Regions from separate parts of the Homo sapiens genome. Here region 1 is linked to region 2. The links are chromatin loops, found by intact Hi-C in ENCODE. Cell type or tissue: mammary epithelial cell. All regions are shown on one strand.

Region 1 (5,000 bases), 120 kb after region 2:
CTGCAGAGAAAGCATTATCTAGGTGAAGAATGATGCCGATTGTTTTAGCTACTTCTTTTGAAATTGTGGAATAGAACACAGAATCTTAGTGAGTTAAGGGAGCAGTTTTTGTTAATATGATGTGGATTTTTTAAAAAAAAATAAGTTTAATTTGGCAGAATATATAGACACATTCTTCTATAGCAACCAGGAATTAATTTGAAACATACATCTCTTTTAACCTCTGCTCTTAGGCTCTTACCTCATTAAATCAAAAAGTTTAAAGATAATCACATAGGCTGGGCGTGGTGGCTCACACCTGTAATCACAGCACTTTGGGAGGCCAAGGTGGGCGGATCACCTGAGGTCGGGAGTTGGAGACCAGCCTGACCAACATGGAGATATCCCGTCTCTACTAAAAATACAAAATTAGCCGGGCGTGGTGGCGCATGCCTGTAATCTCAGCTACTCAAAAGGCTGAGGCAGGAGAACCGCTTGAACCCGGGAGGCGGAGGTTGCTGTGATCTGAGATCGCGCCATTGTACTCCAGCCTGGTAAAAAGAGCGAAACTCCGTCTCAAGGAAAAAAAAAAAAAGATAATCATATAAGGCTTTTAAAAAATCTAGTTTTCATGCAAAATACTAGCTTTCATGCAAAATTTAAGAAGAAAGGCCATATATGGCTTTTTTAGTAATAAGCTAGTTAATAAAGCATCTAAGGAAGGAGAAAATATGTTCATTGAACATCTGACTTTTTAAAGGGCTAGGCATCATCTTCAAAATTTAATTCTCAATAAATTATAAACTTTAATTGTGAATTTTTATACAAAATATTATTTCTTAACATACCTTCCCAATAAAATTTTGTCACTCTCTTCACATTATGTTGTAAATTAATCATTGTCCTTACTGATTCTAAGTAGAAAAGTAACTTGTAATGCCTTTTTAAAAACTACCTCATGATTTTAGTTTGTTTTTTAAAAGCACTTTTAAAAAATAATTACATTCTTGTTTTAAAATACATTTTCTTTAATTTTACCTTTCAGCATAGTTTATTATATTATTACAGCTTTAAATAACTCGATAACATTTATACAAGAATAATCATATTAACTTCTCTGTATGCAGGTTTTCTGATTTAAAATATAAAATTTTATTATTTTTGTTGAATAGGCTTACTTTTTATAATTTCTTTTTACATGCTCTCTGGATATGCTGGACTATGAAATGATAATTTAAGTTAACATCTTGGAAATCCAGGAACTTGCATATAACAAACTTATTAAAATATATTTCAGAAACTAAACTTTAGACGATAACATAAAATATCTGCTTTTATCATTTAAAAAATGACGAGCATATTTCATTTTAAAAGGATAGTAAAAGTTTCTTAATCAAAAACTTCTCAGGGATTTTTAACCACAAGGATTTACTGCAAACCTGCTGCATCTGCCAGGCCAGTAAAACTTGCCAGCCCACCTCAGTCAATACCTCATATCAAGATGCCACATTTTAAAAATCTTCCTGATCAGGTAAATATTATAGAATATATCCTTTTCTAACTCTGCAGATATAGCTTTCATGGAGACATTTATGAGCGCTGAAAGAATTGAGGGAAAAATAAAACCCACACTACTTTTTAGGGTTTTAAAAAAATTCTTTATTGGAATTTCAATAATTCATTTAGCAGAGTGTGCAAAAAATTTCATAGAAATCTTTCCTTAATTTCACACTTTTGCCATATATTGAAAATCATACCCAGCATGGTCTTATATCACTTGGACTGAAAAATATAATATGTTAGAATTATTATGAGTGATAACATGGGTAAGAGTTTAAAGAACATTATAACTAAATCGGACAGAATTCAATTTTTGCCTATTCTAGATAGGAAAAGTAAACTTAAAGTTGTGAAACCTTTTACCTAGGTTGTGGCTTCTGCATTGCCAGACCAGGACCTCTGCAATGTTCTGTACAGTGATTCATACTGTAACAGCCATAATTTCAATATACAGTATCTCACCCTGTAACAATCATAAGCAAACTATGAAATGTGTCACAATTACTTACTCAACTGGCAGAATTAACCAAATCACCACTTGTGCAATTTCAGCTGTTTGCCTTAAATAACTTCTTAAAAACAAAAAGAAACAACAAAATGTAATAATGTAAGAAATAACATAAGTATGTAAGAAGCAACAAAAAGGCTGACAGAAGGCCAGCATTAAATAAAAATGTAAACGCTCTGAAAGCTTATGATTTATGTGCCTTCACAAGTTAGTCCTCATTTATTTTTGCCAGATCTAGTTAGTGGAGTAACCTAGCCTTCCTAACTGCACTGGAATTGATAGGAACTTTTCCACCATTTGTCCTAAATTTCTTTGCATCTGATAGGCAAAGTCATTATTCTTTCATATACCTTTTTATCTCAATTAGACAAAGCTGAGACGTTTTATATTGCTGGAAAATGTTTTTCTGCTGGTAAGACAAGCCATATATATTGCCTCTTAACACTGAATGAAACATATCTAACCAAATTAATATATTTAGAGTTAGGGAATTACATTAAAATTTAAAATTTTATCCATGGAACAAATATGAAAGCAGTAAAAAGTTTTCCCTGTTTAGCTCCTTCTAATGTATCTCATCCCAAACAAATAGGGAATTTTAATGAATCCAAATTAGGGGGAAAACATTTAAAATACTAATACTGTCAAATTTAAGTAAATTTGCTATTTTTGAGAAAGCAAACATGTAATAGATTCCACATGAAGAGCTCCTTGAATCATCCTGATGTTTCCTAGGAAAATTAAGGCAGATGTTTGCTTTATAGATGAAAGCATTTGCACACACAGAGCTAGAAAGCAAAGAAGGTAGAAGTAAACTGCCTTACTTTCAGTTTCAATTATATGATAAAAAAGTTATATTTAAAATAAGATACTTAACAGGTACTCAGATGCAGTTTCCTAGGAAATTCCCTTCTATCCTACACTTTGACAAATATTCTGATACCCCAAGAGACCCTGACACCTTCTTATAGCTACACAAGTTAAACTTCTGCAAACAATTTCTATATTATACTGTTATCAACTTTAATATTCAAAAAAATTAGTCATTGTAATTTCCCTAATAGTGCTAAAAGAAAGAGCACAAAATATTAAGCTAATTAATAAATTCTGTTTTAAAAATAAGTATTCTAGAATGAACCTTTTCCCAATAGCCAAGTAAAGACAGATCCCTTCAGAGAGCTTTGTGAAAATATATCAAGTAACTTAAAAACAATAAAGAATGTATACCCAAGAACAATCACAACTTTTTGGTGACCAAAGCAATTGAAATATGCATAGTAGTAAATAGCACAGGTATAACTAAAGGCCATCTTCTGCTTCTCTACTCAGATAAGAATGTTCCAGAGTTTTTATAAAAATCCACAATTTTATCTGTCTCATGAAAGCACGGCCTTTACATTAAAAAAAAATCAGGCCCAGCAGGTATCTAAGAAATCTGACACAGATCAAGAAATCAAGGTAAGATTGCCTAACCTGATTATAGTTAAATCTCAAAAATGTTATATCAAATTATTATTTTTTAAAAATACATACAAATTAGATCATTCCTATGTAGATCCATAAATGTTTTGCTATTAAGATGTTTGATCTGTAGGTTGGTTAAATTTTGTCTTCAGGTGCTCATAGGAATGTTAATACTAAAAATTAATATTAATAAATAGCTGAGATTAAAATTTTATTCACATATCTTAAGGGAGAAGCACATAGTTTAATAAAAGTAAATTGATTTCCTTATTTAAAAAAATAATCATAATCTCTTAAAGTTGGGGAGAAAGAAGAAAAATTAGTCAAAATTATGAGTTTCCTAATTAATATTTGATCATTGTATATTCTCACTCACTTCACCTGCGACTGACCCCTTTTCATTTTGTTCTGCTATGTCTATATCATTCTTCTCTTACAATTCCTCAATTAGTATAATATTCAGTACTCCCTTTTGAGGAAAAAAGGGCAATATTTAATATTAAAAATCATGGTCTCAAATTTATTCCTAGAGTTCCCAGAATAACTAAATAGGACCCCATATTTTCATCAGAATGTGATTTGAGCATAAAGGCAATCTACCTTAACCATTACTCAAGTTTCTGAATAGCCTGAAACAAAACAAAACAAAACAAACTAAGGGATAGTGTCTAATTTTAATCACTTTTTGCATTGCCATCTAAGACACATTAATAGCAACTTTTCATTGATTCTTGTCTAGAGATCAACTATTTCAAGGCAGAAGGGTTACTTTTAGTAGTCTCCTAGAAAACAAACATAATTTTTTGCTACCTGTAAAAATTTATTCCATAGGCAATTCACATGAAGACATTTGCACACCAGTTCAGTGTCTTCTTCAGCTATTTGCTACTTACTTAGAACTTCAATATCTGAAATGTGTCCACCATAGAAGGAATGCTACAATAATAAGTTGTAAAATAATTGTAAAACTGGTAAAATTAATATGTTGTAGGAGACAGAGGAGATCTGATTAAATATGTTAGAAATGCTAACCACATCCATTTGTAATTGGCAAAGAAAAAAATATCTGTGAATTTGGCTTAAAATTCATATTTAACACACTCCCTTTATTTATCTGTTTAGGAATACAAACCCTCAAGATTATAGTTTTATTTGTCCTCCCTTTAACTTGTGTAATAATAAGAACATATGAAATGATTTTAAGAAAGTAATATTTTTGAGGTTTTAAGGAATTAATAAAAGAACAGGAATTTCTCATATCTGAGTATGCGTATGCGTACGCACAGATACATATAACAGTTTTAATTTTTGAATTCACTACGTAAGCTCACATGTTGAGAACTTACATATCTTAGCCTTCCTCTTCACTAAAGCAAAACAAAATAAAAATCCAGAAAAGCCCAAAAGTAGTATTTCCTTTTACCACGAGAGGGAGCTAGAGAATTCTGATCTCTTTCAAGGTCTATAAAACCCTCTTAACTGCTACTTT
Region 2 (5,000 bases):
TAAAGCACTGTATCTTTTCCAATCTGATCTCCCTAAATCATGCAATAGACTTGTTTCCTTTCTTTGTGTTTCTCATTTGTCCAGCTCATTGAATCGTATGGCTATTTACCTCAGTTAGATAGAGAAACATGGTGCTAAGGAGACGAAGGTGACCTGGTGCTAAGGAGACAAGGCTTTATCCCAAGTGGGTTGATTGGCGTGCAGAATTCAGTTCTGTTCCATGTCTAGTTGACTGCTTCTCTACCCCTGGCTAGTTATTCTGAGGGGATGCATGCTTCTTAAAATGGGGGGCTGAGTAGGAAAGAGTGGGTGCCTCAGCAGAATTAAGCTGTACTGTTGGCCGGGCTCAGTGGCTCATGCCTGTAATCCCAGCACTTTGGGAGGCTGAGGCGTGTGGATCACCTGAGGTCAGGAGCTCGAGACCAGCCTGACAAACATGGAGAAACCCCATCTCTACTAAATATACAAAAATTAGCCGGGTGTGGTGGCAGGTGCCTTTAATTTCAGCTACTTGGGAGGCTGAGGTAGGAGAATCGCTTGAACCCGTGCTTGAACACCACGGAGGTTGCAGTGAGCCGAGATCACACCATTGCACTCCAGCCTGGGCAACAAGAGCAAAACTCTGTCTCAAAAAAAAAAAAAAAAAAAGCTGTACTGTTGTAAACGCCCTGCAAAGGCCCTTATACAGAGTTGATGGGCCAGAAGTACCTCTATGCAAAGAGGAACATAAGTAGTTTGGATATGAAATGGTCTCTCCAACAATAAGCCATTCTACTTTCAGGAGACTATGACCTAGCAGCTTGGAGATTGAACTGTGGCATCAGGAATGGAAAAGAAAGCTAGTGTGGCAAGAACAACTGTCATATTCACAGGACAAGGTTTAGGGCTCTCCGTCTTCTGCTTCTTGCTGATCTGGGTCACCACATTCTGCCTCCTATTTCCAACCTACCTTGGTGTTTCCCACCCCCAGCTGAGTTGTCACTATGTGTTGAGGAAAATCATCTCCATAACAGGAATGATATTTGCCACTGTTTTCACTTATTCTAGATAGAAATGTTATTTCTCACCACAGAGGAAGACTTTTTTCCCTCTTATCAAAATCTGTCAGTCTATCCACACAACCTGGAGAACAAATGTGTTTTTTATCCCTCTGTGAACAAACACGGCTCAGCACCTGCACAGCACTCAAGGGTGGCCAGACCTCATCCTGACTCTGAGCCAACTGCTGCTCTTGGAGAGAGAAAGTAAAAATGATTGATTCTACATCTTAATTAAGATAAACAAAGAGGGACATCAAATAATGGCCCTGACAGTTTGAAACAAACTAAAAGTACAGCTTAGCATTTCATAAAATAAAAAGCGTTTGATGTGAGGATGGCAGTTTAATAATTTGTAAATATCACTGGCTTAGTATTATAGCTAATCCAAATATTTTCATTTCTCATCATAAGTCACCCTCTGTTGATGGCTTGTCCTCTTCAACTTACAGCTTTCACCCTCGAGCCTTCAACAGAGGCAGAGAGGAGAGGAACAGAAAGGATCACAGGTTCTCTCTGGAATGTGAATTACAGCCTCAGCTTCCTTTATACTTTCTGATTCTGAATATTCACTAGAAAATACCACTGACCAGCCCAAAGGATGTATTGCCTTCTTCTTCATCTCCTCTAAAACATATCAAACTTTAATTACAGCTTCCTATTAGCTTCTGATTGTTTCTTCTTCTTTAATTTTTTGTAGAGATGGGATTTTGCCATGTTGCCCAGGCTGGTCTCAAACTCTTGGGTTCAAGCAATCTACCCACCTTGGCCTCCCAAGTGCTGGAATTACAGGCATAGGCCATTGCACTGGGCCTGATTGTTTCTTAATTAAGAGAAGCTGAACTTTCTCCAGTTCCTTTTTTTTTTTTTCTCTTTTTCTAAAATTAGAGGCTGGGCTCACACCTGTAATCCCAGCATTTTGGGAGGCTGAGGCAGGCAGATCACTGGAGGTCAGGAGTTCGAGACCAGCCTGGCCAACATGGTGAAACCCTGACTCTACTAAAAATACAAAAATTAGCCAGGCATAGTGGTGCGTGCCTGTAGTCCCAGCTACTTGGGAGGCTGAGGCAGGAGAATTGCTTAAACCTGGGAGGCGGAGGTTGCAGTGAGCTGAGATTGCGCCGCTGCACTCCAGCCTGGGTGACAGAGTGAGACTCTGTCTCAAAATAAAGTAAAATAAAATAAAATAAAATAAAATAAAATAAAATAAACAGATGGCATTCCACTATGTTGGTCAGGCTGGTCTCGAACTCCTGGGTTCAAGCAATCCTCCTGCCTCAGCCTCTCCAAGTGCTGGGATTACAGGTGTGAGTCACTGCACCTGGCCTCTGGTTTTTAAATTATAGAGAAATAAAAAAATTGAACCACCATACTAACTGTAATGTTCCTACAGTACTGTTTTTATATCATAATGAAATAGTCAGCTATAGATCTATATCTAAAATGTGTTTTATTGCCCTAATGCCCTCTGAAGAAGGGTAGCTGAAGGGTAGGGGTATTCTTGTTAATGCCTATGTCTACACTTCCTTGGGTGGGTATGGAGGAAGACAAGCAGAAAGCTGTGATAATAATTATAAAAAGATAAAAGTGGAAACCTCTATGTTGGCCATAGCCTTGTGATTTGGCTTTTGTGAAAAATATTCAGGGAAATAGTAGGGAATTTTAACAATTGATTTGGAATTCCCCAGGGTGCAAGCCACAACATATATCTGCGAAAGCAGAACCGAAGGAACACCATTGGGCAGACGGAGGCTTTGGGCTTTTTAAAAAGGTATGTAAAAAGGGAAGGGTGAGGATGCAGACGTGTCAGATCAGCCTGTTGTGAGATATGACTCTGGACTCAGGAGAAGACCATTTTCTCATGGCCTCCCCATTCTTTTTGCTAAGGTTCTTAACAGAAATTTTTTTTTTTCCTGCTGTTGGATGATACCAAGTCCAGGCTCGAGACCACACTGGATGGACATGACAGGCAGGGGCCCACAGAGGGAAGCTGCAGTTCAGATAATTCTCCACAGGGAAGCAGTATGAGATCAGGGTTTAGATAGAGGCAGCCCCAGCATCACCAGCTCTCCCTGGTTCTAATTGGAGACAGTTTTCCTCCTTTCCTTTCACTGTGTAAGATAAGCACCAACAGGGCAAGCTCACCTTTCAGGAGAGCCCCTGAGCCTAACTGCAATCCTCCATGTAGCCCTTTACTCCCAGGCCTGTTCCTCCTCACTTAAACAGCTGGCTTTCAGCATATTGCTTTGTTTATTCCATCTCTGACCTATGCATTATCTGAAGGATGCCATAAGGGTTCAACATGCCCACCTTTGTGAAATTACCTCATTCTGAGCTGCTGGGTTCATACCACTGACACAGAGGGGAAACCTGCAGAGGGAAGCTTAGCAACATGTCACACACATGTTGTTCTTGGCAGTATGAATTCCGGTGACTTTTGACATTTCTTAAACAGGAGTCAGTTATATCTTTCCTACTCTGAGGAAAATGGTGCCAGCTACAACTTGATCTTGTTTGAGTTATAGAAGCAATACAACTTTATAGACAAGACTCTGAATAGAGAGCTTACAACTGAGATTCTATCTTGACAACATCCCATTGATAGAGTGTGTGATAACTGCAAAGCCACTATTTATCTTACTTGCTTATGAAATTGAAATAACATATTGCTGATAAGTCTTAAGAACTAAGTACCCTATGTCCACTTTGCACAAGCACCCAATACTGTGAATATACTTTTTTTTTTTTTTTGAGACAGGGTCTCACTCTGTTGCTCAGGCTGGAGTACAGTGGTACAATCTCAGCTCACTGAAACCTCCACCTCCTGGGATCAAGGGATCCTCTCACCTCAGCCTCCAGAGTAGCTGCGACTACAGGTGCACACCATCATGCCAGGCTAATTTTTGTATTTTTTGTAGAGACAGGGTTTCGCCATGTTATCTAGGCTAGTCTCGAACTCCTGAGCTCAAGCGATTCAACCACCTCGGCCTCCCAAAGTGCTGGGATTACAGGTGTGAGCCACTGCACCTGGCCTGAATATTCATAAGAGATAAAATTTTGCCCTCTCTTTTGTCAGACATTCTCTAGAATGCATGTTCTTTCATGGACAGATTGGCAAATATTATAAGTATCAGATTCAAAACTTTCTAAGAAATTTAAATGTTGAATTCTTCTAATACAAGAAGCAAAAATTCCATTTTCAGCGTTTCATGTGTTGAGAGTGAAAAGGGGGAATATAAGAAAGAAGTGAAGTCCAGATTTCCTAAAGTACATCTCAGGTAAGCCTCTCTCTTATCACATATTTTATTTTTTTACCTGAAATATTTCAGAACTTAAATGTTTTTGTCAAATTTGAAAAAGGTGTGTGGTATTGACTTCTTCATACTGATCTCATTTTTATTTTCTTTATAGTCTGTCCAAATCATTTTCAGGCCCCTTAAATCAGTTACCTTTCTTCTAGGGACAATCAATAGAAAGCAAGCAAAAAGAAAAAAGAGTGAGACCTGCCCTCTCAGTGGTCTCCTGGGTAACTTTATCTCCCAGACAGGATGATGCAAAGATGAACAGAAGAGGGGTTTCTGAATAGATTTCCAGTAGGATTGCTGTCAAGATGGGATCAGCTGCAATGGTGCCAGATAAAAACTGCAGGAGACCGAGATGGGTGGATTGCTTGAGCTCAGGTGTTTGAGACCAGCCTGGGCAACAGGGCAAAACCCCATTTCTACAAAATACACAAAAATTAGCCTGGCCTGGTGGTGTGCACCTGTAGTCCCAGCTGCTCGGGAGGCTGAGGTGAGAGGATAGCTTGAGCCAAGAGGTCGAGACTGCAGTGGGCTGAGATTGTGCCACTGCACTCCAGCTTGGGTGACAGAGGAAGATATTGTCTCTAAATAAATAAATAAGAAAAGGTTAGGTAAAGGTAAAAATTATATGGAGTCCACTGCAATATCTCTTATCCAAAAG

Evidence for each region. Hi-C counts contacts between places; a loop is a spot of excess contacts. Peaks named below come from ENCODE experiments on the same cell type or tissue, not always from the same donor. Only the 100,000 strongest peaks of a DNase experiment are listed, where the experiment ranks them.
Region 1: it touches region 2 in a loop (4-fold over the local background); 10 of 110 quality-filtered maps call a loop at or near these places.

Annotation. Positions count from the first base shown.
Region 1 is chr17:48,331,142-48,336,141 of GRCh38, forward strand. The region is part of intron 4 of SKAP1 (src kinase associated phosphoprotein 1); the gene reads right to left. Among named protein-coding and RNA genes, the nearest start is that of SKAP1-AS2, 39 kb to the left of the region's middle. In mammary epithelial cell, a CTCF peak has its summit at 4,938 (motif pointing right); DNase peaks (open chromatin) are centred at 2,000 and 4,940; H3K27me3 peaks cover 422 bases.
Region 2 is chr17:48,212,722-48,217,721 of GRCh38, forward strand. The region is part of intron 4 of SKAP1 (src kinase associated phosphoprotein 1); the gene reads right to left. Among named protein-coding and RNA genes, the nearest start is that of MIR1203, 59 kb to the left of the region's middle. In mammary epithelial cell, a CTCF peak has its summit at 3,049; no DNase peak of the experiment used is centred here.